Regions from separate parts of the Homo sapiens genome. Here all the other regions are linked to region 2. Evidence: chromatin loops called from intact Hi-C (ENCODE). Cell type or tissue: mammary epithelial cell. All regions are shown on one strand.

Region 1 (5,000 bases), 64 kb before region 2:
TGGTCTCCCATCTCCTAGCTGCAGCTCAGAGAGCCGGGCTGACCTCAGACCCCGGCCTGGCCACTCAGGCTGGGGCTGGTCCTCTGCTCTCAGGCACCACCGTGGACTCTGCCGTCTTTGAGGACCTTTGTCCTGGTCACTGATCTGGCCACTGCACCTCTCCACAAAGGACTGGGTTTGGGGCTAAGGGAGGCAGGGGCGCTTCTGACAGGGCCTGAGGGGGCTGCACCCTTTCCTCCGTCCTCCCCCAGCCAAGGCACGTTCTGAGAATCCCCAGCATCTGCGGGGCATGGCTCCAGCAGCTCCTTGGCCGCGGGGCCCCGTCTTTCCTAGTGGGGCCTCCAATCTCCAGATCTTCCCCATCAGCCAGGGCCGCCCTCCAGCAGCGGAGGAGGAACTGACCGCTGTTCCCTGACCCCCTGCACCACCCACAGACGCGATGCGGCCGCAGCAGCTCCATGCCACGGAGATCACGTCCAGCGGCTTCCGCCTGGCCTGGCCACCCCTGCTGACCGCAGACTCGGGCTACTATGTGCTGGAGCTGGTGCCCAGCGCCCAGCCGGGGGCTGCAAGACGCCAGCAGCTGCCAGGGAACGCCACGGACTGGATCTGGGCCGGCCTCGACCCGGACACGGACTACGACGTGGCGCTAGTGCCTGAGTCCAACGTGCGCCTCCTGAGGCCCCAGATCCTGCGGGTGCGCACGCGGCCCGGTGAGGCAGGGCCGGGGGCTTCGGGCCCGGAGTCGGGGGCTGGGCCGGCCCCCACGCAGCTCGCCGCCCTCCCCGCCCCAGAGGAGGCCGGGCCAGAGCGCATCGTCATCTCCCACGCCCGGCCGCGCAGCCTCCGCGTGAGTTGGGCCCCAGCGCTGGGCTCAGCCGCGGCGCTCGGCTACCACGTGCAGTTCGGGCCGCTGCGGGGCGGGGAGGCGCAGCGGGTGGAGGTGCCCGCGGGCCGCAACTGCACCACGCTGCAGGGCCTGGCGCCGGGCACCGCCTACCTGGTGACCGTGACCGCCGCCTTCCGCTCGGGCCGCGAGAGCGCGCTGTCCGCCAAGGCCTGCACGCCCGACGGCCCGCGCCCGCGCCCACGCCCCGTGCCCCGCGCCCCGACCCCGGGGACCGCCAGCCGTGAGCCGTAAGCCGGCGTCCCCGCCCAGCCGAGAGGGCCGGCGCCTACCTGAGGGCCCCTGTGTCCCGAACCCGGAGCGGAGGCGCCCAACCCGGCAGACGGGTGCAGGCCCGGCCTTTCCCCACGCGGACTCCGCGCGACCCCGGCCCTCTCCCTGCGGCCGCAGGGCTTCCCCGCCTGGCGCCTGCCCTCCAGGGCTGGGGCCTCGCCTGGCGGGACCCCGCAGCAGCCCCGGCCCCATCCCCGCCCAGAGCCGGGCGTCGTGTGGGTCCGTGGGTGATAATTGAGAGCGTCAGACCCAGGACTGTTCAGGGAGGAGCCCCGGTCAGACTCCCACGTGTGAAGACCGGGCCCCAAGTGGCAAGGGCTGGCCTGGGGCGGGCAGCTTGGGTCCTGGACGTTGATAGGAAGCGGAAGGGGAATCGCGGGAAGCTGGCCCAGGTCAGGTCCGCAAAGGCTTCTGAAGAAGAGGAAGGGCGAGTAGGGGCACCTGGACGCTGATGGTGGCCAGGATGCTCAGCTGGCCAGGAGGGCAGCACCTGCTGGGGACGGTGGCCCTGCCTTCATGCCCAGGACACCAGCTGGGTCCAGCTAGCAGCCACTGGGAATCAGAGGAATGGGGCAGAGCTGGGCATTCAGGACCTTGAGGACACGTGACCCCACCCGCCCACCGCCACTATCAGGCCCCGGGACCGCACTGACAGGAAACCTTCCGTCGTGAGGGAGCACTTCCCAGGGGCCGCAGGGACGACACTCTCCAGGGAGGCCCCAGCAACCACACCATCTTCTTGCTGTGAGAGGTCTCACCCCGGGCTACCTCCTGTCACTACTCACTGCCCTGGGGTCCGTGGGCAAGTTGCCCAGGGTGGGGGTGCCTAGCCAGGTGCAGTCCCCGCCCCGCCTAGTCCTCGGCGTCACGCAATGCTCACCTCGCCTCTTCCCCACTAACATCCCAGACTTTAAAATTCAGTAAATCAGATGTACACCGAGCCTGCAGTCTCGCTAGGATGCTTTACTCCTCCACAAACAGCAGCCGCCGACAGGACAGCTTGTGAACGTCTCCGCCTTTTGGGGTGTCCGGGGAGAGGAGGTGGAGCTGTCCCCTCCCAGTGTCAGGCCTCCTTGGTCCTCATGTGCACCTTTTATTCAGAGAGCTTGGGCCCCCTTCCTTTGGAGCTGGGCCCAGGGCAGGTGGCTGGAATGCAGAGGACAAGGGGGCTGGGGCCTCTGCAGGGCCATTCCCACCGCAGTCTCTGCCACGGCCCGGAGCCCTGGGCCCAGGGCCACGCGGGCTCCCTCTGCTGGCAAAGCCACACCCTGCACCGCATGGGGTCCACTGCCCCTTTCCCCACGTGGACTCTGCGTGACCCCAGGAACTGCAGCATTGAGGTGGTCTCAGTCCCTCCCTCAGGTCTGGTGGGCATTGTGCCAGGGGCCACCTTCGGGACAGCTGGCCTTGGCACCGTCTCCCAAGAACCCAGCTCTGTGCATCCCGTGGCCCCACCAGAAACCCAAGGCCACACCGCCCACCAGCTGGGTGTGGTCACCATTCATGGAGGGCCGGCTGGGGCCAGGCTCACCACGCAGAGTTTGCCCTCCGGTGTGATGATGCATGAGACACAGTAGGCCCCCCTGCCTGTGTGTGCAGGGGGTGTCTGTGGGGGGGCCCTGCTGGCTGGACTTTGGGTTTCTCCTGAGCTCCCCTTAGCCCCCAAGTCAGGCCACGGAGGCCTGAGTAGGACCCATGGGCTGTGTGTGTCACTGCAGGTGGCGTGCTCACAACTGCACTGCTGGTCGGCAGGTGGCCAGGGTTGCAGGCCCGGGCCTCGGGCCCCACCTCCTCTGGAGGGGTAGGATCTCCTTCGTGCAGCCCCTGCCCCCTACCCTGTTCTCCGGAGTGTTGGCAGATCTGAGCCCACGGTCACGTGAGAGGAGATGCCTCTTGCACACTGAGCCCAGGCCCAGCTCACGGAGCACCCTGCAGGTGGCAGCGGGGCACCAGGGGCTCATTCCTGGTGGCCTCAGTGGCTTCTGTGGACGACTCAGACTCACATGAGAAGCTGGGAGGAGCTCCAGCTCTGCAATCCCGAGAGGGCAGAGCGGGGGCCCTGGCCACAACCCTGCTCCCCACATACCCGTCTGGCAGAGGCTCTGCCTCCCCTCTGCCCATCTCTGCACACCAAGGCTGAGCACAGCACAAGGCCTCACGGAGAGGGTGAAAAGGCACTGCCGTCTCCATCTCAGTGCCAAGGAATGCCCCTTTCAGAAGCCCTCGTCTGAGAAGTGCTGCCCCTTATGTAGCCCCAGGCATTTTAAAATCTTTGAATCTGCACCAAGTCTCAGAACAGCTCTGGCCCCGGAGTGCTCCGTCCAGGCCGCTGTGAACCGGCTGTCCCCGCGTCTCCTCCACCTCCCCTGACACAATCCTGGCCCCGACTCAGTCCACCCAGGGTGCAGTGCAGAGGCTGATACCCGCCAGGACTTCCTTGCCAAGGGCCCGGCCACGTCACAAGGCCACTGCACGCTTTTCGACATGCACCTGGAAATCGGGAAGGGCCATGCTGCAGTTGCTTCTAGTTGAGACGAGAAGAGCGACAAGGTTGTGATCCACGTGGCAGGTGTTCAGAAGGCTGGGGGCGGGCAGCGCTGGGGAGAGCCCTGGGTACTTCGAGGAGACCCCGAAGGGAGGCTGCTCCCACACCTGCGCCAGTTTCCACCCTCTCTGTGAGCAGGGCTGCGGTCACCTCCCACATCTGAAGAGAACCAACCTGAGGATTTCACGCTGGCTGCGTGCCAGACCAGTCCCTGACAGGTTGTGCGAGGCCCTTCGCTGGACAGCCCATTGCTGGCCACTGGACGGAGAGGCAGAGGGGGCTGAAATTCGGGCCCATGCCTCTGTGAGCGATGACGGAGCAACAGCTCTCCAGCACGTGAAGCTCTCCAGACAGCTGTTCGTGAGAAGCCAGACAGAGGCCTGGGGTCTCAGTCCAGATTTCTGGGGAGTGGGGTGTCCAAGCGTGGGCCACGCTGCTGGGAGCCACCTAGGGAAGCAGGTCGCCTGTTTCTATAGTGACGGTAATAAACCAAGTCAATTTTCTATAGTGACGGTGATAAACCAAGTCAATTTTCTATAGTGACGGTGATAAACCAAGTCAATTTTCTTTTCTTTTCTTTTCTTTTTTTGAGATGGAGTCTGGCTTTGTTGCCCAGGCTGGAGTGCAGTGGCACGATCTCGGCTCACTGCAAGCTCCGCCTCCTGGGTTGACGCCATTCTCCTGCCTCAGCCTCCCGAGTAGCTGGGACTAACAGGCGCCTGCCACCACGCCCGGCTAATTTCTTCTATTTTTAGTAGAGATGGGGTTTCACCGTGTTAGCCAGGATGGTCTCGATCTCCTGACCTGGTGATCCGCCCGCCTCGGCCTCCCAAAGTGCTGGGATTACAGGGGTGAGCCACCGCGCCCGGCCAAACCAAGTCAATTTTCTATAGTGACAGTAATAAACCAAGTCCAGTCCCCGAAGCACAGCCCACATGACAGCCTCCCGCCAGAGAGAGGACAGTTTAGGACTGTCAGCTCCCGGGCAGTAGCTGTGTGTTTCCTGCTTTTTTGGGGGGTGGGGGGAGACAAAGTCTTGTTCTGTCACCCAGGCTGGAGTGCAGCGGCGCAATCTCAGCTCACTGTAATCTCTGTCTCCCAGATTCAAGCGATTCTCCTGCCTCAGCCTCCTGAGTAGCTGGGATTACAGGTGCCACCATGCCCGGCTAATTTTTGTATTTTTAATAGAGACGGTTTCACCACGTTGGCCGGGCTGGTCTCGAACTCCTGACCTCAGGTGATCCAACCGCCTCAGCTTCCCAAAGTGCATGGATT
Region 2 (5,000 bases):
CTGTAATCCCAGCACTTTGGGAGGCCGAGGCAGGTGAATCACGAGGTCAGGAGATCGAGACCATCCTGGCTAACAGGGTGAAACCCTGTCTCTACTAAAAATACAAAAAGTAGCTGGGCGTGGTGGCGGGCACCTGTAGTCCCAGCTACTCCAGAGGCTGAGGCAGGAGAAATGGCACGAACCCGAGAGGTGGAGCTTGCAATGAGCCGAGATAGCGCCACTGCACTCCAGCCTGGGCGACAGAGCGAGATTCCGTCTCAAAAAAAAAAAAAAAAGTAAAAGCATATGTATCATGATAAAATGGACACTTTACCCATCGCCTGACTTTGTGTTGAATTGGGCAAGAGCCTCCTCCCGTCCACGTGGGATGGCCTTCCTGATGTGGCTCTCCAAGACCATCCCTGGAGGGCATAAAACCTCACAAATGCATCAGGCCGTGTGCTGGGGATGGGGCATCGTCACGCCAGGTCTGACTAGGAAGGAGGATGGGGAGGCAGGGCTGGGGGCTTTGAGGTCGAGGCGTGGCCGTGGATTCCAGAAAGCCCCTTGGCTGGTGTGGTGCCTGCCCAGCGGCATCCGTGTATCCTAACACCCGCCCTCTGTGCCCCTGTGCCTGCAGGCCACATCAAAGGACGCCCTGAATGTGGCACAGATGCAGGAGCAGACGCTGCAGTTGGAGCAACAGTCCAAGCTCAAAGTGAGTGGGGCCGGTGTGGGTGGGGAGGCCGGGGCGCACATGGGGTTCGGGCATGGAGATTGGTAGGGCTACTGCCGGTGGGTAGGGCTGGTGGCATGTACATGGGCAGCAGTGGGGTGCAGGGCCGAGCTTGGGCGCCTCATTTCACAGAAGGAAACAAGGGGAGGTGAGAGACAGTGCCGCAGAGCCTCCCGAGAGGGAGGGCCAGTGTTGGTGAGGGCGTCTGGTTGTCCGGAGGATGGGGATCTTCTTGACATTCTCACCTCATTTCTTTTCACTCAGCAGAATTTTTTTTGCATTGCATTGCATTGCATTGCATTTTAATTATTTTATGTATTTATTTTGAAACGGAATCTTGCTCTGTTGCCCGGGCTTGAGTGTCGTGGTGCGTTCTCGGCTCACTGCAATCTCTGCCTTCCAGGTTCAAGTGATTCTCCTGCCTCAGCCTCCCAAGTAGCTGGGATTACAGGCACCGACCACCACACCCGGCTAATTTTTGGATTTTTAGTAGAGACGGGTTCACCATGTTGGCCAGGCTGGTCTTGAACTCCTGACCTCAAGGGATCTACCTGCCTCGGCCTCCCAAAATGTTGAGATTACAGGCGTGAGCCACAGTGCCTGGTCCCTCACTTTCAGTCCTGAGTTCACAGGCGGGGTTCACATGTTGCCTGTTGTGGGCATTGTAGCTTAAAAATTTAATTGGCAAGGCCAGGTGCGGTGGCTCACACCTGTAATCTCAGCTCTTTGGGAGGCCGAGGTGGGCGAATCATCTGAGGTTGGGAGTTCGAGACCAGCCTGACCCAACATGGAGAAACCCCATCTCTACTAAAAATACAAAATTAGCCGGGCGTGGTGGCGGGCGCCTGTAATCCCAGCTACTCAGGAGGCTGAGGCAGGAGAATCACTTGAACCTGGGAGGCGGAGGTTGCGGTGAGCCGAGACCACGTCATTGCACTGAAGCCTCAGCAACAAGAGGGAAACTCTGTCTCAAAAACAAAAAAAAAAAGAGAGAACAGGAGTGTGGTCGACTGCTGGGCCTGCCATAACCACTGGGGCGTGTGTGCCCACAGCTCTGAAGACTACAGGCCCAAGGTCAGGGTGCCAGCTCAGTCCCTCCCTGTGGAGTGTTCTTTGCTGGGTCCTCATGTGGCGGAGAGAGTGACTGAGCTCTCACTCTGGTGTCCCTTACAAGGATGCTCATCCTGCACTGCTCACAGTGGTGGTGGTAAGCCACCGCGCCCAGTGCCAACTTTGTCCTTCAACAGTTTGTGTGTGTGTGTGTGTGTGTGCGCGCCAGGCACAGTTGTAGGATCCAGCTCCACAGGTTCGGTGGGTTTTCTCTTTGTGTGCAGAGACAAGAGAGTGTAGAAATAAAGACACAAGACAGAGATAAAAGACAGCTGGGCCCGGGGAACCACTGCCACCTAGACGTGGAGACCGGTAGTGGCCCCGAGTGCCAGGCTGCGCTGTTATTTATTGGATACAAGACAAAGGGGCAGGATAAGGAGTGTGAGCCATCTCCAGTGATAGGTAAGGTCACGTGGGTCACGTGTCCACTGGACGGGGGCCCTTCCCTGCCTGGCAGCCGAGGCAGAGAGAGGGAGGGAGGGAGAGAGAGAGACAGCTTACGCCATTATTTCTGCTTATCAGAGACTTTTAGTACTTTCACTAATTTTGCTACTGTTATCTAAAAGGCAAAGCCAGGTGTACAGGATGGAACGTGAAGGCGGACTAGGAGTGTGACCGCTGAAGCACAGCATCACAGGGAGACGGTTAGGCCTTCGGATAACTGTGGGCGGGCCTGACCCTCCACAAGAGGTGGAGGAGTAGAGTCTTCTCTAAACTCCCCCGGGGAAAGGGAGACTCCCCTTCCCAGTCTGCTAAGTAGCGGGTGTTTTCCCTTGACACTGACGCTACCGCTAGACCACGGTCTGCTTAGGTCACGGGTGCCTTCCCAGGCGCTGGCGTTACTGCTAGACCAAGGAGCCCTCTGGTGGCCCTGTCCGGGCGTAACGGAAGGCTCGCACTCTTGTCTTCCGGTCGCTTCTCACTATGTCCCTTCAGCTCCTATCTCGGTATGGCCTGGTTTTTCCTAGATTATGATTATAGAGCGAGGATTATTATAATATTGGAATAAAGAGCAATTGCTACAAACTAATGATGAATGATATTCATATATAATCATATCTAAGATCTATATCTGGTATAACTATTCCTATTTTATATATTTTATTACACTGGAACAGCTCGTGCCCTCGGTCTCTTGCCTCAGCACCTGGTTGGCTTGCCACCCACACACAGTGGCTCATGGCTGTAATCCCAGCACTTTGGGATGCCAAGGTGGGTGGAGCACCTGAGGTCAGGAGTTCGACACCAGCCTGGCCTAAATGGTGAAACGCTGTCTCTACTAAAAATACAAAAATCAGCCAGGCATGGTGGTGTGTGCCTGTAATCCTACCTACCTGGGAGGCTGAGAGGCAGGAGAATCACTTGAACCCAGGAGGTGGAGGTTGCAGTGATCTGAGATCGTGTCACTGTCTTGCAGCCTGGGTGACAGAGTGAGACTCCCTCGCAAAAAAATAAAATAAGTTTTTTTTTTCCCTTTGGCAATTCAAGATCCCTAGAGGTTCCATATCAACGTATTAATGCTTTTTCTATTTTTGTAAAAAATAATTCGGGTTTTACAGGGATTGCATCCAGTCTCTATATTGCCTTGACGTCTCTTAGCAATGTTGTCTGGTTTTCTTTTTTTTTTTTTCTTGAGATGGAGTCTCACTCTGTCACCCAGGCTGGAGTGCAGTCGTCGGCCAGGATGGTCCCAAACTCATGACGTCAGGTGATCTGTCTGCCTTGGCTCCCAAAGTGCTGGGATTACCGGCGTGGGCCACGGCGCCCGGCCAGTTTTCATTGTACAAGTCTTTCACCTTCTTGGTTAAGTGAATTTCCAAGTATTTTATTCTTTCAGATGCTATTGTAAATGGAAATGGTTTCATAATTTCCCTTTCAGATTATTCATTGTTAGTATGTAGAATTGCAGCTGTTTCTGCTGTTGATTTTGTTTCCTGTAACTTTGCTGATGTCACGGGGTTGTTTTTTCCAATATGGATTCTAGGATTTTCTTTTTTCTTTTTTTTTTTTTTTTTTGATATGGAGTCTCGCTCCGTCACCCAGGCTGGAGTGCAGTGGCACAATCTCGGCTCACTGCAAGCTCCGCCTCTTGGGTTCACGCCATTCTCCTGCCTCAGCCTCCTGAGTAGCTGGGAATACAGGCGCCTGCCACCATGCCCAGCTAATTTTTTGTATTTTTAGTAGAGATGAGGTTTCACTATATTAGCCAGGATGGTCTCGATCCCCTGACTTCGTGATCTGCCCGCTTCAGCCTCCCAAAGTGCTGGGATTACAGGCGTGAGCCACCGCCCGCGCCCAGCAGGATTCTAGGATTTTCTACATATAAGATTATATCATCTGAGAACAGGTGATTTTACCTCTCCCTTTTCAGTTTGGATGACTTCTTTTTCTTCTCTAATGGCCCTGGCCACAACTTCCAGTGGTATGTGGAATAGAAGCAGTAAAGCATTCTTGCCTGGTTCCTTACTCAGAGGAAAAGCTTCCAGTTTTTCACCACTGAGTATGTCACCTGTGGGCTTGTGATATATGGCCTTCATTATGTTTAGGGCGTGTGTTTCAATTCCTGGCTTGTTGAGTGTTTTTCTCATAAAAGGGTGTTGAATTTGGTCAAATGCTTTTCCTGCGTCAGTTGAGAGGGTCATGTGGTTTCCTTCTTCCACTCTGCTAATATTGATTGCTTTTTGTATGTTGAACATTTCGTATGTGGAACATGATTTTCGTATGAACTATCCTTGCATTCCAGGAATAAATCCTGCTTGGTCAGGGTGTATAATTTTTTTATTATACTGCTGAATTCACTTTGCTGGCATTTTGTTGAGGACTTTCCCAGTGATGCTCATCAAGGATATTGGCCTGTCATTTTTCTTGTGGCATCTTCATCTGGGTTTGATATCAGGGTACTGCTGGCTTCCTAGGATGAGTGAGGAAATGTTCTTCAATTTGTCCAGGAGTTTGAGGAGTGCTCTGATTCTTAATGTTTTGTGAATTCACATGTGAAGAAATCAGGTCCAGGTCTTCTCTTTCAACTTTTACAGCTTGGAGATTTTAGGTTCCCAGAAAAATTGCAAGGGTAGCACAGAGAGCTCCCGGGCCTGGGGCCTCGCCACGTGGTGAACGTCATGTGTCACTGTTGGCCCCACCCGCGACTGGGTCTTGCCCCAGAATCCCACCCAGG
Region 3 (5,000 bases), 200 kb before region 2:
TGCAGCAGGGAGCACTCAGCCAGAGCCGGGAGCACCCAGGGGCTGGGCCTGGGGAGCTGGAGCCTGGGCTCTGAATCGGAACCCGAAGTAGAGAAGGACCGGGCACAACCAGGAGCAAAGGGACGGCTGAGCCATCCTGCCTTGTCTACTTCGGGACCTCCTCTGTTCAGTCTGCGGCTCAGGTTCCCAGGCTGCAGCCCCACATCTCACGGGTGCCTGTCCTGTGTGTCCATCCACGTCAGTGCCAGGGCCCCCGGGGGCCACCCAGACCCAAATGGCAGCCAGGCCAGCCTGGGACGAGAGCCCTGCCCAGTTGGGGGAACCCTGGATAAACCACCCCTCCCCCAGGGTCTAGTGTGGCCCTTGCCTGGGACACGGCAGAGCCCCCAGGGCTGTCCCCCAACCCCACACTGACTTGAAAATGTGGGATTCCCCCCCCCCCCGACTAGAGGAGCAGAAACGTGCCCCCCCCAACCCGACGCCGGCCTTCAGGTGAGCCAGCGCAGCTCGGTTCCAGGCCAGGCACAGCCCACAGGTGGCAGGGAGGCCGCGCTCACCATGTGGTAGTTCACCACCTCCTGTAGGCTGTCAGCGAACCTCTGCAGACATTCCTGGAGGAGCAGATGGGAACCCGTGCTGAGATGGCAAATCCGGGCCCAGGTCACCCAGCCACGCCCTCTGAGCCCCTGGGCGGTGCAGACACCGGCCTGCTTCTGGCCTGGACGCCCTCAAGGGGCTGCCTCCCTCGGCCTCTCCCCCAACCCCACCTTGAGGTCAGAGGTCAGTCGGCCCCTCACCGAGATGACGGTGTCGCCCTGGCACTGCTGGGACAGGTCGCGGACGCCGCTCACGAAAAGCCTGCTGGTGCTGACGTAGGCCTTACCGGCTTCCACCATGCCACTGCACAGCTTCACCAGCTGTGGGCCAGCGGGGCGTGGTGAGCACAGTGGGCACTGGCGCCTGCACTCGCCACCACACACGGCCACTCAGAGGCAGGAAGAGCTCCCAGGGTAGGTTCCACTCAGGGCGTTGGCACTCAGGACTCAGTGCCCCGGTGCAGCTTCCTCACGCCTGGGCCTGCCTGGGGCTTGGAGGCCCGTCTGGGAGGGGAGGGTGGGGCCGCCACGGCTCGGCTGGGAGGGACCAGGAGCCAGGCAGGGGACCCAGGGCCAGCAGGACCAGCAGAACCAGCCCATGTGGGGCTCATGGATAAGGCTGCCCACTCCCAGCTCCACGGCCTGTTGCCCCCTCCTCTTTCTCAGCCCATGTGGGGCTCATGGACACGGCTCCCCTCTCCACGGCCTGTTGCCCCCTCTTTCTCAGCCCATGTGGGGCTCATGGACACGGCTCCCCCCTCCACGGCCTGTTGCCCCCTCCCCTTTCTCAGCCCCAGCCCCAGCCACACCAAGGCTCAGCCCACACAGCAGCTGTCCCCGTGTCACCAGCCCAGCAGAGGGGACGGGCAGCCACCGTGGGTCGGGGACTCACCACAGCCCAGCCCCTCCCAGATGGGACGAGACTCAGGGCCAGCCACATGTGTGCATGTGACATGTGCACCCTGGAACACACATGCTAAGACACAGGGACCAGGACCTGGAGCACCACACGCATGCTCCACATATGGGGGGTGTAAGTGGCTTAGTAAGGCCTGGAGGGCGAGTCTGGCCATGTGGCCATCCCAAGCTTGGCCGGGCACAGGGCGCTCCAGGCCCGCCCTTCACCTTGTCCAGTTTGGCCTCAATCTCCACCACGTCCGTCTCCACCTCGTCAATGGTCGCCCTAAAGCAAGAACGGGGCTGGCTGGGGTCACCTGCAGCCTCAGCCCCCTCGGGGCTTCACCTCCCCCCGCACCTCCCTGAGGGGCTCCACCATGGGAAGGGGCTTTCAGGAAACAGGCTGGGAGACAGACGCCTGCCTGCTACGGGGGCAGGACTGGGACCAGGTTCAGTGCACTTCCCCCCGCCCCCCCAACCCCAGGCAGGCAGAGGCAGCCGCTGCTGTGCCCTCGGGGAAGAAGGCTGGACCAGCCTCTCCCAGGACAGCCGGCCGCTGGGAGTCCCTCAGGGACAGTGCCCACCAAGGGCTGAGCCAGCCTCACCCGCCTCTCCTCTAGGAGTTCAGAGTCAACCCTGGACCCATCTGGAGCCCCTCAACCCTGCGGCACCTCCCCTCACCCCACTGCACTACTGCAGCCCATCCAGGTCTGGCACCCATGCACTGTGGGACAGGGTGGGGGCAGTAGGGCAGCTGCTCTCGGTCCTGGCAGCACCAGGAGGACCCAGACCAGCTGGGGAGAGACGCCCCCGGCTCCCCCAACCTCACAGCTGCAAGCGGCATGGTCCGCTGGAAAGACGGGTAGGCCATCCTCCTCAGAGCCCACTCCCACCAGGACAGCCTGACAGTGGGGCTGCCTGGGGAGAGAAGAGTTAAGGCATGACATCACCAGAGAAGCCTCGGCGGGAGAATCCCCGGAAGACAGGAGGCAGATGGATCGGGCACGTGACCACCCCCTCCGGGAGCAGGCAACAGGGAAACAGGGCCAGGATCCCGGCAGCCCTCCACACAATCGGCTCACTGGCTGTCCGGGCCATCTGGCCTCCTGGGGATTGGGCACCACAGGGCCCGGGCTGGGGCCAGGACTCCAGGTCTAGGGCAGGGGTCCAGGAGCAGAGGCCATCAGGGCCTACAGTCCCTCGTACCTTGCTACCCTGACCGGTGTCCCAGGCCTCGGGGGAGGGGCCTGTGGTTTACATGGGGCGTGTCCTCAATTAGGAGCTGGAGCTGCAGGCACCAGGCTGCCCCAGCCAGGGACCTTGAAGGGTCCCAGCCACCCCAGAAGGACACTAGGTCCTCTCTGAGCAGCCCTCTCTTGTTCCCAAGGGGCTAAGAGGACTCTGAATCCCGAAGCAGGGGGCGATGGAGGGAATCTCGCTGTGGTGTCCGCTGACCGCCAGTGCCCAGCCTGCAGCCCCTGGACCCTGACCTCTACCTCAGCTGGAGGATCCCAGAACAGAGAAGGGACCATCCTCCCAGGAGAAGGCAGCAGAGAGCGCCACACCCCAGGAGTTGCAGCCACCCCTGAGCAGGGCCGGATGCAGAGACAGCTGCACCCAGAGCTGCCGCCCTCGGGTTTGGGGCGCCCGTGTCCCTGGAGAGCCAGCAAGGGGGGATGGCTGCACCCAGGAGCTCACGGACGTGCTCATGGGGACAGGGTGGGCCCTGGCAGAGGCCCCGAGAGCCGCTCCCACTGCTGGGAGCCCCTCAGCTCTCCCTTCCTCAGTCCTGGGGACCTAGGCCTCCTCTGCTGTGCTCAGCCCAGGATTTCCTCAGCAGCTTGGAGGACGGGGAGGAGGGTGAGGCTGCCCCCCAACCAAAGCCATGACTCAGCGCCTGAAGCCCCACCCAGGGGAGGGGCACACTGAACAGAGGCCAGGCGGTTCCCCTACACGGGCTCCCCTGGCCTCCGGCCCACTGCACCTGGGCTGCCACTAGGCCCTCCCCAGACCAGGAGGGTGCGGGCAGGGTCCCCCTCTCCCGGGCTGGGGCGACCAGGCTCCACGTTACAGACCACATCTTCCCGCCCACCCTGCCTGGCCCCCCAACCTGGCGGTAGGCCAGGAAACTCAAGTTACGCCCTTAGGGCCTGCCCCCAGGACAGCCTCAGGGAGCCCCTCGAACCCCAGTTAAATCACAGCCTAACCCCAAAACCCACTGGGCCAGGCCATTCTCATCTCCCCACTCCAGTCCATGCCCCACAGGGGTGAGGCACTTTCCCAGGGCAGTCACTCTACGGCACCTACTGCAGCCCCACAGCCCCCATAACTGGCTCCTGTAACAGGCTCCCATGAGAGCCGGTTACCAGAGAGAAGGCCCAGAGGTGAGTGGGTTCCAGCACCCCCACACGACTGGAAGAGGGCAGTACAGGGCCGTCTGCGTGGAGGAGGAGGTCCATTAGGCTTCTGACGGAGGGGCCAGGGAGAAGGTGGGTGCTTCAGCCAGGGTCCAGCCCCCAGCAGGGAGGCCATGCCCACACCTCCCCACAGCCCGGGTCCTCAATGCAGGATCCTAGGGTGCTCAAGTTATTCAACCCCTTTTCCCAGGTCAGCAACAGAAGATGGGAGAGCAGAGGATGGCCCCAGTTCCTCTGCCCAGGGCTGGCGGCCACTCTCCTGGCTGGCCCTGAGCCTCCCACTCCAAGGCTCCTGAGCCTCCTGGTGAGGGCTCCAGGGATACAGAGGCTCCCCGTGCCTCCACACACATGCTGACTTGCCAGCAGATCCCAAGAGACCCAGCGCGCGCGTGCACACCCACACATACACAATCAAGCACACATGTGCAAACATGTTCATGCACAAACATGCCTGCACACACTGGTACCACACATACATGTGTGTTCAAGGAGACACTGCACAGACACGCATCAACATGTGTACCTAGTGATGGAACACGCGTGTACAAGGTGATGTGTCTATTGCTGACATGGCTAACACAGTACGTGAACCCACACAGACAGGTGGTGTGTGCACACGCTTGCGTGCACTCATCGGCAGGCTACATGCAGAAGCAAGCACAGCCCCGTGGCACAGCTCATCCACACGTCCTGTGCAAGGCCTGGTGTCCGGAGGGAGGCACGCAGAGGGGCAAAGTTCACAAGAGCGCACCCCGCACGAGCTCGTGCAGAGGAGGGGGCCTCACGCAGGTGCGCACTTGGGGATGCAGAGAGGTTTCTTTGCCTCCATTGTCGTTTGCCAAATGTCCACCAAGCAAAGCCGATGCACACTTGTGCACACGTCTGTGAACATGTAGTTCACGCAGGTGTACACGCCTGCACGCCACGAATGATGGAAAACATGCAGACTCGGTGTGCACACAACCCCTACCCCCTACCTGACCTTCCCCGCCGCTCTTCTCGGCCGCCACCCCTCCAAGCCCCTGGGTCATTCAAACCACTTCACGTTTCCAAGCACCCTACCCCAGGCCTTAAACGCGGCTCCAGCTGC
Region 4 (5,000 bases), 160 kb before region 2:
CAGCCTGCCAGGGCCTCCCCACACCCACCGCCTCCCCCAGGAAGAGCCCCACCCTGGAATGCTCCCCAGGCGAGCCTTCGGGGCCAAGACACAGGGGCTCACCCAGGAGACCACGCGGCCGTTGAAGCAGGGAAGCTTGGCATTGTCATCAAAGATCTCCTCCTTCACCACCCTGTGGGCATATGCTGCCGTGAGGCCCCACCTGGGGGGCCCAACCCTGCGGTTCTAGAGGTGAGGCCTGGAGAGCAGGCGCTCCTCCTGCCCACACAATGTCACTCTGTGGACACCCCTGCTAGCGCATTCTCCTCTTGGGAACCGTCCTTCCTCTCCGTCACATCCTGGGCCCCCACCCCCCCAGCATGGGGCCAGTCACTCTGCGGACACCCCTGCTAACGCACTCTCCTCTCGGGAACCGTCCTTCCTCTCCGTCACATCCTGGGCCCCCACCCCCCCAGCATGGGGACAGTGGCTGTGGACATCCTCACAGGGGCAGCTCAGCCAAAGGCTCTCAGTCCCCTGCAGCGTTGGTCCCCAGCCCCCAGGTAGGAGGACAGCTAGGGTGAGGCCTCCTTGGGAAAGCCCCCGTGCCCAGCTGCCCTCGGTTCATGTATGTGGTGGCCCCAGACGCTGTCTCCAACCACCCCCACCTCATCTGTTCCTGGGGCTTGGAGCCCCCCCCCCCCAGGGCTTCCCCCACACTGGGACTCCTCAGGGCCAGGCCCCAGCCTCCTCAGCAGCAGCAGCTGCACCTACCGGGCCCCAAGGCTCCCCAGGCTATTCCCTGTCCCTTGCCCCAGACCTCAGGTCCACCGCTCCACCTCCCAGCCAGCTCCAGACCAGCCGCCCACCCCTCAACAGCCAGGGCATCAGGCCACCTGCACCCACCCCTGCACTCAGACCTGTCATTCCCAACCAGGAGCCCAAATCCCCCAGCAGCCTCCTCTCCATCATGCCAGCCATGCCCTATGGCCCTACTCCACCCTCCTGGCGTCTCAGGAGCAGCCTCAGGTCCCAGGCCCTGTGCCTGCCTGCCCAGGGTCAGGCTCTGTGAGGGCAGGGCTTTGCCTGACCCCTGCCCTGCACCCCTAGTCAGGCTCACAGTCCACCTACAAGGACTCTCAGACCCGACGGACGGACGTAGGTGGGCTGGGAGGGCCCACAGGTCCCCAGAGGCCGCCCACCACCCTCCTGTCCTGTCCACCTAGCCAGGGAGACAAAGACCTCCACTCACCAAACCTCCCTGCACCTCAGGACCTAGAGGGGCAGCAGGGGATGCGGAGCCGGCAGGGCCCCCAGGAGAGCAAGCTGGCCAGGTGCCTCACCAGTCCACCCCCAGGTCAGATAGGCTTGGGAACGGGGCAGAGGGCACCCAGGCAGGCCGCAGAGGGTCAGGGGACACGAACCAGGAGGAGGCCGGGTGACCCGAGCTCAGAGTTCAGAGGGCAGGGTGGCAACCCACACGGCACAGAGGGGATGGCTGGGCAGGGGCAGGTCCCCAGGCCAAGGAGCAAGGCAGGCAGGGCTGTGGTCGACACTCACACTGTGACCTCTGAGGGCCCAGGCAGCAGGCTGGGTAGGATCTGGACGCCGCCTCGTGGCACCCTGCCCTGCCCAGCAGCATTTTCCACGCCCGGGACTTGGGCCCAGTGGAGAAATAGGAGCCCGGAGACGGGGCTTGGCCTGGCCGCACACCTGGCAGGAAGCGGCCTTGTGGCTGCTAGTCCCACTGCGAGCTACAGAGCCACCCCGACTGGCCGCTCCAGGTCCCCTGACCCCGGGGCACCTTGACTCAGCCAGACTCCGAAGCAGTAGGTAGCAGGAGGCCCCCGGCAAAGTGGCAAACCCACACTCTCACCCAAGCCCTGGCCCACCCACTTGCTGGGAAGAGGCCCCAAGCCTCAGGGCAGAGTGGACAGCAGGCAGGGCCAGCCCAGGTGGGAGCAGGGACCCCTACCTAGCCCTCTGGGGTCCTGCAGCTGCCTCCCCAGGCCACCCAGGGCCAGGCCATGAGGTAGACGCCCCCAAAGAGCAGAGAAGGTCACTTCTCAGACCCCTCCACGTCTGCTGCCCCCACACAGGAGCCTTCCCAGGTAAGACCATGACCCCATGCCAGGCTGAGGCCGCCACAGTGAGAGGCTGTCACACCTGAAAGGCTGGAGCAACCCAGGGTGAGGCGGGCCCCACGGACACCGAGGCCACCACTAGCTGCCGCCAGGGGGCCAGGGCCCACAGTGAGCCCTTGTCTCTAATGGACCTGACCACAGCAGAGCCCCTGGCAGGGTCCCCACCTCAGTCCCTGACACACGGCCCCAGGTGGCCTGGCCGGCAGCTTCTCCCCTGCCACACCCAACCCCAGCACCCTCTGACTCACCTGAGGGAGACACTCAGTCACCCAGCACCCTCTGACTCACCGGAGGGAGACTCGGCCACCCAGCACCCTCTGACTCACTGGAGGGAGACTCGGCCACCCAGCACCCCAGTACAGCACCCGCCTGGCTCCACCGGAAGAGGGCCCTGCCCCCTCCCACCATCCAGAGTGGCCCAAGCCCGCATGGCCCACCCAGCCAGGGCCTCACGAAGACCCCAGGCTGCCTGGGATGTCCCTGCCCCCTGCCCCCTCACAGATGTCCAGCCAGGACCCAGAGGCCCTACTCACTCCGCCCTCTTCAGCCCAACAGGGTGTAACAAGTCCTCCCCTGCCCCCAGTGGCAGGGTGCAGACCCAAGCCTGGCTGGGCCAGGAGAAAGGGAGCAGGACCCAAACAGCACAGAGGGAAGGGTGGGGTCTGCCTGGGGCTCCAGGGATCAGCTACCCAGGTCCCAGGCAGAGCCCTGCCGTCCCCACCCCAGCCAGATGGGGGAGGGTGCTGGAGGCTGGCCAGGCATTGGGGGCGTACCCACAACCCGGGGTCCCCGCGCCTCTGTAGCAGCCTCCGCTGAAACTCACGGCAGCTGCCAGGGGCGCCCCTGCCGGCACTGTGCCCCCACCTTGGGATTCCCTGTGAGGCCTGGCTAACCTGTGTGCTGCCCCCACAGACCCGCCCCGGGGAGGAATCCACTCAGAGGCAGCGCCCTGGGAGCCAGCATGGCCACACAGGATGCAGAGAACCCTCCAGACTCCCAGAGGCCACAGCCAGCTGCCCTAGACGTGGCGTGGTCCCGAATGCACCCCATTCTCCCAAGGCGGAGCAGGAAGCTGGCAGGGGTAGCTGGCCCAGGACAGGCGGTGCAGAGCCATCCTGTGCCCTCAGAGCCCCCTGTGCACGCCCCAGGTCAGGGCCCTCAGCCTTGGGGGTCTGTGGCCTCCCAACCCCTGACCCCAGAGCCAGGGGCTCTCCACCAGCCTGTCCCCTGGGTGGTGCCGAGTCCTGGGATCTCTCTGTGCCCCTCCCCCGGTTCAGGACACACAGGCTCAAGTGTCCCTGCTAGGCCATGGCTATGAGTGCAGTAGGTGAACTGCCTGGACCCTCCCAAAACCAGGGAGGCACTCAGGGCACAGAGAGGCTGAGTCACAGACCCCAAGTGGCACAGCCAGGGAGGGCGGAGTGGGAACTCCCCCCACAGCCCAGGCCAGGCAGAGCCTCCCCAACTCCATAGCTCCCCACAGCACCACCCAGGACACAAGGAGCTGTCACAACACCGAGGCCCATGGCAGGCGGCCCTGGGGACCAGGGCTTTGGGCCCACAGCCTTGCCTCCACCCATCCCCCAGTCCCAGGCCTGGGTCACCCCCACCTCGGAGATGAACTGTGGGAGCTGTGCCCAACAGACAGCCTCGGTGCCAAGTCCAGCAGGCCCAGCATCCGCCACGCACCCAGCAGTGGGGACCCGGAGCCAAACACCCTCCCTCCTCTGCCTCGGCCCAAGGCTGGGCGAGACCCCCTGCCAACCACCAAACCCAGCACCAGGCAGAGACCCTCCCCAATTCTGCCCTCCTCCCAGCCCTGGGGATCTTGGGTCAGAATAGCTGTGACCAGGGCATGAAAAGTGGAGGACAGGCGGGGGACCTTCACCCACTGGGCCAAAGCCGTGCGTGGGGAGTGGGGTCCAGACCAGGGCACGTGGTTGTGGCCATGACACAGGCTCCCTGCACTGCAAGGTGGTCAGTCATGCTCTGGAGCAGAGGCTGGGGAACCAGGGCTGGGCTGAGAATGCAGCGGGGGCTGGCGCAGGAACCCCCGACTCACCAGGGCCTCCTCAGCGTCCCCAGCCTGAAGCTCCCTCTCTTATGAAGGCCACCCCAGACCAGCGAGGACCTGCCTTCTCTTCCCCCCATCTCCAACTACATTCGCTTGGCATCCAGGGTCAGTGTCTAGTTCAGCAGTCGCTTAAGCTAAAGTATTACTGACCAACCAGCCCCTCCCACGGGGGTTCTATTCCACAGAACAGACAGTGCTGAGAGGTCTGCGGGTAGAACTCAGGGGAAGGGATGAAGGAAGTAATTGATGAGGGTCCTCCGTAGGCTCCTGAGGCCACCAGCCAGAGGACCAGGGAGGACACAGAGCAAGGCCCCCATCCCAGCCAGAGGACCTGGGAGGCTACAGAGCAAGGCCCTCGTCTTGGACCTCCAGCATCACCCCAGTCCATTCTTTCCAACCCCCACAGCCCAGCCCAGCCCAGCCCTGACCTCTGCAGCCCCACTGACTCCCAGCCCCCTGTAAGTCTGCAGCCTCCAAAGCTGTACACTGAAGCTCCCCTGTCTCTTTCCTGGCCGCATCCCCAAGCCTGCCTCGACACCCAGACCTGCCCACCCTGTTCCCAGGCCCGGGCACCCACGCGTCCTCCAAATGTGCCCAGCAGGTGCAGCCACTGCTAGAAGTGCACTAGGGCAACAGTCAGGCTGTCTCTGCCCTGGGCAGCCCCCGGTGGGTGTCAGGAGCAGAAGGCGGACTCCCCCAGGGCTTCATCCCAGAGCATGGTCCAGGAGCAGAACCTGGGGGCTGGGCACCTCCTCACTACGCATTTCCTGGTGGCACACATTTGCAACAAACAGCATTAGTAA
Region 5 (5,000 bases), 130 kb before region 2:
GCTCCACCTCCAGGTTCACGCCATTCTCCTGCCTCAGCCTCCCGAGTAGCTGGGACTACAGGCGCCTGCGACCATGCCTGGCTAATTTTTTGTATTTTTAGTAGAGACGGGGTTTCACCATGTTAGCCAGGATGGTCTCGATGTCCTGACCTCGTGATCCGCCCGCCTCCGCCTCCCAAAGTTCTGGGATTACAGGCGACAGCCACCGCGCCTGGCCCACAAGCATAACTTTTATAAAAATAATTTACTTTTACAATTAAGCTTAGGAATCACACAGACTCAGGGCTGGCTCATGGCTTCCCGGCAAGTTAAACTCTGTACTTAGGCTCGGCGCGTATGAAATGGCTAATTCTAATCAGTGGTGCAATGAAGTAACTCCTCTAAAGAACTTATCGGGCCGGGCGCAGCGGCTCACGCCTGTAATCCCAGCACTGTGGGAGACCGAGGCGGGCAGATCACGAGGTCAGGAGTTCGAGACCAGCCTAACCAACATGGTGAAACTCCATCTCTACTAAAAATACAAACATTAGCTGGGCACAGTGGCACACACTTGTAGTCCAAGCTGCTCAGGAGGCTGAGGCAGGAGAATCGCTTGAGCCTGGGAGGTGGAGACTGCAGTGAGCCGAGATTGCACCACTGCACTTCAGCCTGGCGACAGAGAAAGACTCCATCTCAAAAAAAAAAAAAAAAAAGTAGTAACCTAAGAATGAGAGAAACATGGCATTCAGAAACAGGACCCAGACTCCTCCAGCCTGAAATAGGAATGTTCTTTCCCCCCTCCCAGTGCCCTTCCCGGGAGGCTCGGGGGGTCCAGCCCAGGGAAGCCAGCTTTCCTCCCAGACTCCACTCCACGCCGAGGGTCTCTGTTGCCACCGCCAACCTGCGTGCTTCTCAGACGGCGTGTTCAGTGAGTGCTCAGCTCGGCTCCCTGGAGGTTCTGGGCTTGGCACACACGTGTGCTGCCTCCCTGCCCCCCAACACACACACATCTGAAGCAGGCAGGGCCCTGGGTGGGCACCGGGGGTGGGAGCTGAGGGCCTTGCCCATGGTCCATGAAAGCTCTGAAGCCATAGCTCTGCGGCTGGTCAGGCCCCAGGCCCCAGGCTCGGCCCCCGCGGAAGGCGCAGAAGACACCAGCTTGCCAGGGACGCAGCAGCCAGAGGAAGAGGCGTGGGGCTGAGTTCACCAACGTGCCCCATTATGGAGGCCACTGATGAATGCCACCACTGGGCGTGAGGTTGGGGCACCATCCCCACTGACCAGGACCATCCCCAGCAGAGCCAAGTCCTGGTTGGAACTGGAGCTCTGAACACCACCAGGACACGCTGTGGTGAGGGGCAGGTCGCTGGCAGCTCCACAGGCCCCCAGCCCAGCCCACCCCACCTCTGGCCCCTCACCCAGGTGATGCCCAGGGCCAGAACAGGGGAGAGGCAACAGAGAGAGGGGGGTGCATGTCTCACAGGCAGGGGCAGGGTGGAGGCCCCACAGAGAAGAGGGGAGGGACGGCCTCTTGTGGCCTGGGAGCAACCGCAGAGATAAAAATAAAACCCCAAAATTGCTTCCCAAGGTTGTGGTTGGGCAACAAAGGCTTCCAAGCCAAGGCAGGGTGAGCTCTGCAGGCTGGGCAGGATGTGGGTCTGCAGGAGGGGCCTGGGTTGCGGGAGCTGGAGTGGACAGCTGAGGCACCGCCTCGCCGGGATGGTGACGTCTGGAGCAGGGGTACCCACCGCTGCTGACGTGAGCTGATGGGTTCGTCGTGGGGATGTCCTCATGGTGCAGGGTGTGTGGCAGCATCCCTGGCCTCCACCCACCCATGCCAGTAGCACCTCCCACTGACAACCACAGATGTCTCCAGATGCGGCTCAAAGCCATGGTTGACCTGCCTCCCAGGAGCACCCCAAGCCGGCCCCCACGCAGGGGTGGAGGAGGCCGGGGCCAAGGGGGGTCCCAGGGCTGTGCCTGAGCTGGGTAGGGCTGCTCCCCACCACGGGCTGCCCAGCTGAGCTCTGCAGGCTAGGACTCTGGACAGGTCCACTCAGCTTCCCACATCTCCTCCCTCATACAGGGAAGGGGGAGGTGAGCCCGGGATGGAAGGAAACGCGGGGGGGCAGCAGCACTACAGAGGGTGCCAGTGGTGGCCAAGAGCACCGGGAGGCTGGGGCAGGGCCAGGCTTGGCACTGAGCGGGCTCCACTTCACCTGGGAGAGTTTCGGCCCTGGGAGCCCTGCCCCACTCACAGCTGGGAAAACAGACCCAGGAATGATGCCTGTGACCCCAGCTGGGGCCCCACAAGACGCTTCCTGCCACCTGTCCTGGTCCCCAGCCCTGGACCCAGGAGCCCGGCTGCTGCCCCCCTGTGGTGGTCTGGGGAAGCGCACTTCCACCCGCTACAGCCTCCAGACCCCTCCGTGCACTCAGGGACCCACAGCCAAGGCCTACTGACCTCGCTGGCTGGCACGTCCAGGGCCCAACTCCCAGGACAATGTGTGACCCACAAGTTCGTCCTGTTCTAGAGAAACTGCTGGGAATAGCGCTCAAGTCCTCCCCAAGGTCTGATGGGCAAGGAACTCAAGCTTGAGTCTCAGACACATTTCTGTGACAAAAGACAAGAGGCCCCCACGTCTCTGGTGAGAGGCAGCCCAGCCTTCAGCCTTCACACACGGTGGGGGAGAGGCTGCGGCTCCAGAGCCTCCACTCAACCGCCTGGGGCGGACGCAAAGGCCCCTCTCCTGTCGCTGAGCTGTTGGGGGCAGCAGCTTCCCAGTGCCCACCCATGCCCTGCTACCCAAGTCCAAGGGCCCCTGCACATCCCTGCTCTTAGGAATACCATGTTCCAGCCAGGCGCAGGGGCTCACGCCTGTAATCCCAGCACTTTGGGAGGCTGAGGCGGGCAGATCACTTGAGGTCAGGAAATCGAGACCATCCTGGCCAACATGGTGAAACCCTGTCTCTAACAAAAATACAAAAATTAGCCGGGCTTGGTGGCGGGCACCTGTAATCCCAGCTATTCAGGAGGCTGAGGCAGGAGAGTCACTGGAACCTGGGAGGGAGAGGCTGCAGTGAGCTGAGATCGCACCACTGCACTCCAGCCTGGGTGATGGAATGAGACTCTTCCTCAAAAAAAAAGGGGGGGGGAATAATGCGTTCCTCCTCTTCACCCAGAGGAACGTGGAGACACCAGGGGCCTCTGGCTCAACCTAAGCCTCAGGGATTCTTCGGCCCTGTAAACGAGACCCTTTCCTCAGCCACCCCCCAGCCCCGAACCCCTTCTGGGACAACTCTTCCTGCTTAGTCCCCACGTCCACTCAGGGCCCCAGGAGATGGCAGACATGCCTGGGAAGGCCAACACCCTGGCCCTGTAGCCGGAAAGCTTGGAGGGCCACTGGAGGATCACGTCCACGGAGCCTGGCGGGCACCATCCACCACTGCCAGTGGTACCAGAACCTTTCCTGCCTTCCCAATGAGGCCCTCCCCGACCCTCCACTCATGAAATACACCTGAATCACCCCGTGCATTCCGGGTGCTCCCTAAACCCCAGTCCTGTCCCCCTGTACTTCTGCCATCCGGGTCGGCCTCCCCAGGGAATGTGGTGCTCAGGGAGGGGCTGTGGGATCTGTTCACAGTGATCCCACAGCACCTAGCCTGAACTGCACACAGCACACATTTGCTCACAGCGAGGCTGGGGCTCCTACAGGCCCAGCACCCTCTGGACGGCGGCCAAGAGCCAGCTAGAGAGAGGGACGGCCAATCTGCCACCCTGCTGCCCGGGTCTTCTGCAACACCTGGGACTGGCAGCAGCCTCAATCCTGAGAGACCTCACACCCGGCAAATGGAGCTCCAGACCCGCAGGAAAGGCTGAGTCCTCTGAGAATTTATTACTACGGATCACAGCAGCAACGGGCGGGAAGGGCGGCGCCAGACTCATTTGCCCCGCAGGTAGATCTTGGGGGTCTGCCAGCCTTCGGGGGCTTCCTTTAGCCCCGCCTTCAGCCAGATGCGCCTCAGGTCTTTCTCGAACTTGATCTGCAAGACGCAGAGAGAGGGACCGCCAAGTAATTCGTGGCAAAGAAACGTGTTCTCAGCACTTTGCCCTCCCAGGGCCAAGCAGGGGGCCACTCACCTGCTTGCGTCTCAGGCGTCCCTCCTGGACCTTCCTCCGCAGGAACCGCGTCTTCTTCACCAGCTTCCGGTACTTGTGGTGGTTCATCTTCCGCCGGCGGATCTTCAGCACGTTTTTGCACTGAATTTGAGGCGCATCCGCGACGCCTTCATCCCCCTGCTCGGCCCCTTCCCCTATCTGGCTGGGCGGACACTGGTAGGATTGCGGTGGAGCCACAGTCCCTGCGGTCCCGGTATCCAGTCTGGGCAGGAAGCAGCGGGCCGTGAGCCAGCTCTCCAGGGGGCTGACGGACATCTTCCTGGGGACCAGCATCTCCTCCAGCTCCAGCTGGGCCCCCTTGCGAGGGAGAGAGGCCGCCCTACCTGGGCCGGCCGGCGATGTGCTGTAAAGGGGCCCGCAGACCCGGCTGCCCAGCACTCCAGAGACGGGCCAAGGCGGGCGGCCGCCTGCAGAAAACCAGACGCCACGGTCACCGCTCGCGAGACCACACAGGCCCGTCGGGTTGAGGAGCAGCAGGTTCGTCCCAGCGAGGATCCCCCGCACCTCATTCCTGGCCTGAACCCCTGAGGTTCCCTCTGTGAGCATCGGAAGCTTAGAGGGGAAAGAGTGTGTGTGTGGCCACCGGCCCTGCCCCAGCGGAGCTGCTGAGACCCGCACTCCTAACCAGGTGTGCATCCTCCCATCCGCCCCCGCGCGGCTTCCTACCTGCCCAAGGAACGGCCCTCAACAGCTGGGAAGTCAGGCGCCCCAGGAGCATGGTCTGTGGGCGGCGGCCACAGGTCCCAGGGGAGCTGGAACACAAGTGCCCGTTCAGGTCAGGCGGCAGCGCCTTCAGTAGTCGCGGGCGGGCCGGGACTGGGGCGTCTGGTCCCGCCGCGAC

Evidence for each region. Peaks named below come from ENCODE experiments on the same cell type or tissue, not always from the same donor. Only the 100,000 strongest peaks of a DNase experiment are listed, where the experiment ranks them.
Region 1: it touches region 2 in a loop (7-fold over the local background); 17 of 110 quality-filtered maps call a loop at or near these places.
Region 3: it touches region 2 in a loop (20-fold over the local background); 4 of 110 quality-filtered maps call a loop at or near these places.
Region 4: it touches region 2 in a loop (7-fold over the local background); 6 of 110 quality-filtered maps call a loop at or near these places.
Region 5: a loop joins it to region 2, with 3 times the contacts of the local background. A loop is called at or near these places in 18 of 110 quality-filtered maps.

What each region holds. Positions count from the first base shown.
Region 1 is chr1:1,438,647-1,443,646 of GRCh38, forward strand. VWA1 (von Willebrand factor A domain containing 1) reads left to right here. Exons shown (of 3, transcript NM_022834.5): 3 at 435-4,236. The coding sequence ends at 1,141. Among named protein-coding and RNA genes, the nearest start is that of VWA1, 5.5 kb to the left of the region's middle. RefSeq lists enhancers at 2,167-2,216, 2,833-2,982. In mammary epithelial cell, a CTCF peak has its summit at 2,442 (motif pointing left); no DNase peak of the experiment used is centred here.
Region 2 is chr1:1,502,965-1,507,964 of GRCh38, forward strand. It overlaps a transcript of ATAD3B not described here. Among named protein-coding and RNA genes, the nearest start is that of ATAD3A, 6.7 kb to the right of the region's middle. In mammary epithelial cell, CTCF peaks have their summits at 2,128 and 2,737 (motif pointing left); a DNase peak (open chromatin) is centred at 2,077; H3K27ac peaks cover 540 bases.
Region 3 is chr1:1,302,365-1,307,364 of GRCh38, forward strand. ACAP3 (ArfGAP with coiled-coil, ankyrin repeat and PH domains 3) reads right to left here. Exons shown (of 24, transcript NM_030649.3): 2 at 1,722-1,779; 3 at 798-917; 4 at 558-611. SNORD167 (small nucleolar RNA, C/D box 167) reads right to left here and starts at 2,448; the gene lies at 2,365-2,448. RefSeq lists enhancers at 1-8, 9-608, 609-1,209, 1,210-1,809, 1,810-2,410 and a silencer at 3,431-3,600. In mammary epithelial cell, CTCF peaks have their summits at 3,034 (motif pointing right) and 3,899; DNase peaks (open chromatin) are centred at 2,487 and 3,397; H3K4me3 peaks cover 2,288 bases; H3K27ac peaks cover 1,324 bases.
Region 4 is chr1:1,342,587-1,347,586 of GRCh38, forward strand. DVL1 (dishevelled segment polarity protein 1) reads right to left here. Exons shown (of 15, transcript NM_001330311.2): 2 at 103-172. Among named protein-coding and RNA genes, the nearest start is that of DVL1, 4.3 kb to the right of the region's middle. RefSeq lists enhancers at 3,455-4,333, 4,535-5,000. In mammary epithelial cell, a CTCF peak has its summit at 2,211 (motif pointing right); a DNase peak (open chromatin) is centred at 2,405; H3K4me3 peaks cover 2,296 bases; H3K27ac peaks cover 2,121 bases.
Region 5 is chr1:1,369,880-1,374,879 of GRCh38, forward strand. It overlaps AURKAIP1 (aurora kinase A interacting protein 1), which reads right to left. Exons shown (of 4, transcript NM_017900.3): 2 at 4,826-4,911; 3 at 4,121-4,566; 4 at 3,857-4,023. The coding sequence starts at 4,877. The coding sequence ends at 3,922. Among named protein-coding and RNA genes, the nearest start is that of AURKAIP1, 2.8 kb to the right of the region's middle. RefSeq lists silencers at 1,882-1,931, 2,190-2,484 and an enhancer at 2,059-2,826. In mammary epithelial cell, a CTCF peak has its summit at 2,359 (motif pointing left); no DNase peak of the experiment used is centred here; H3K4me3 peaks cover 1,236 bases; H3K27ac peaks cover 553 bases.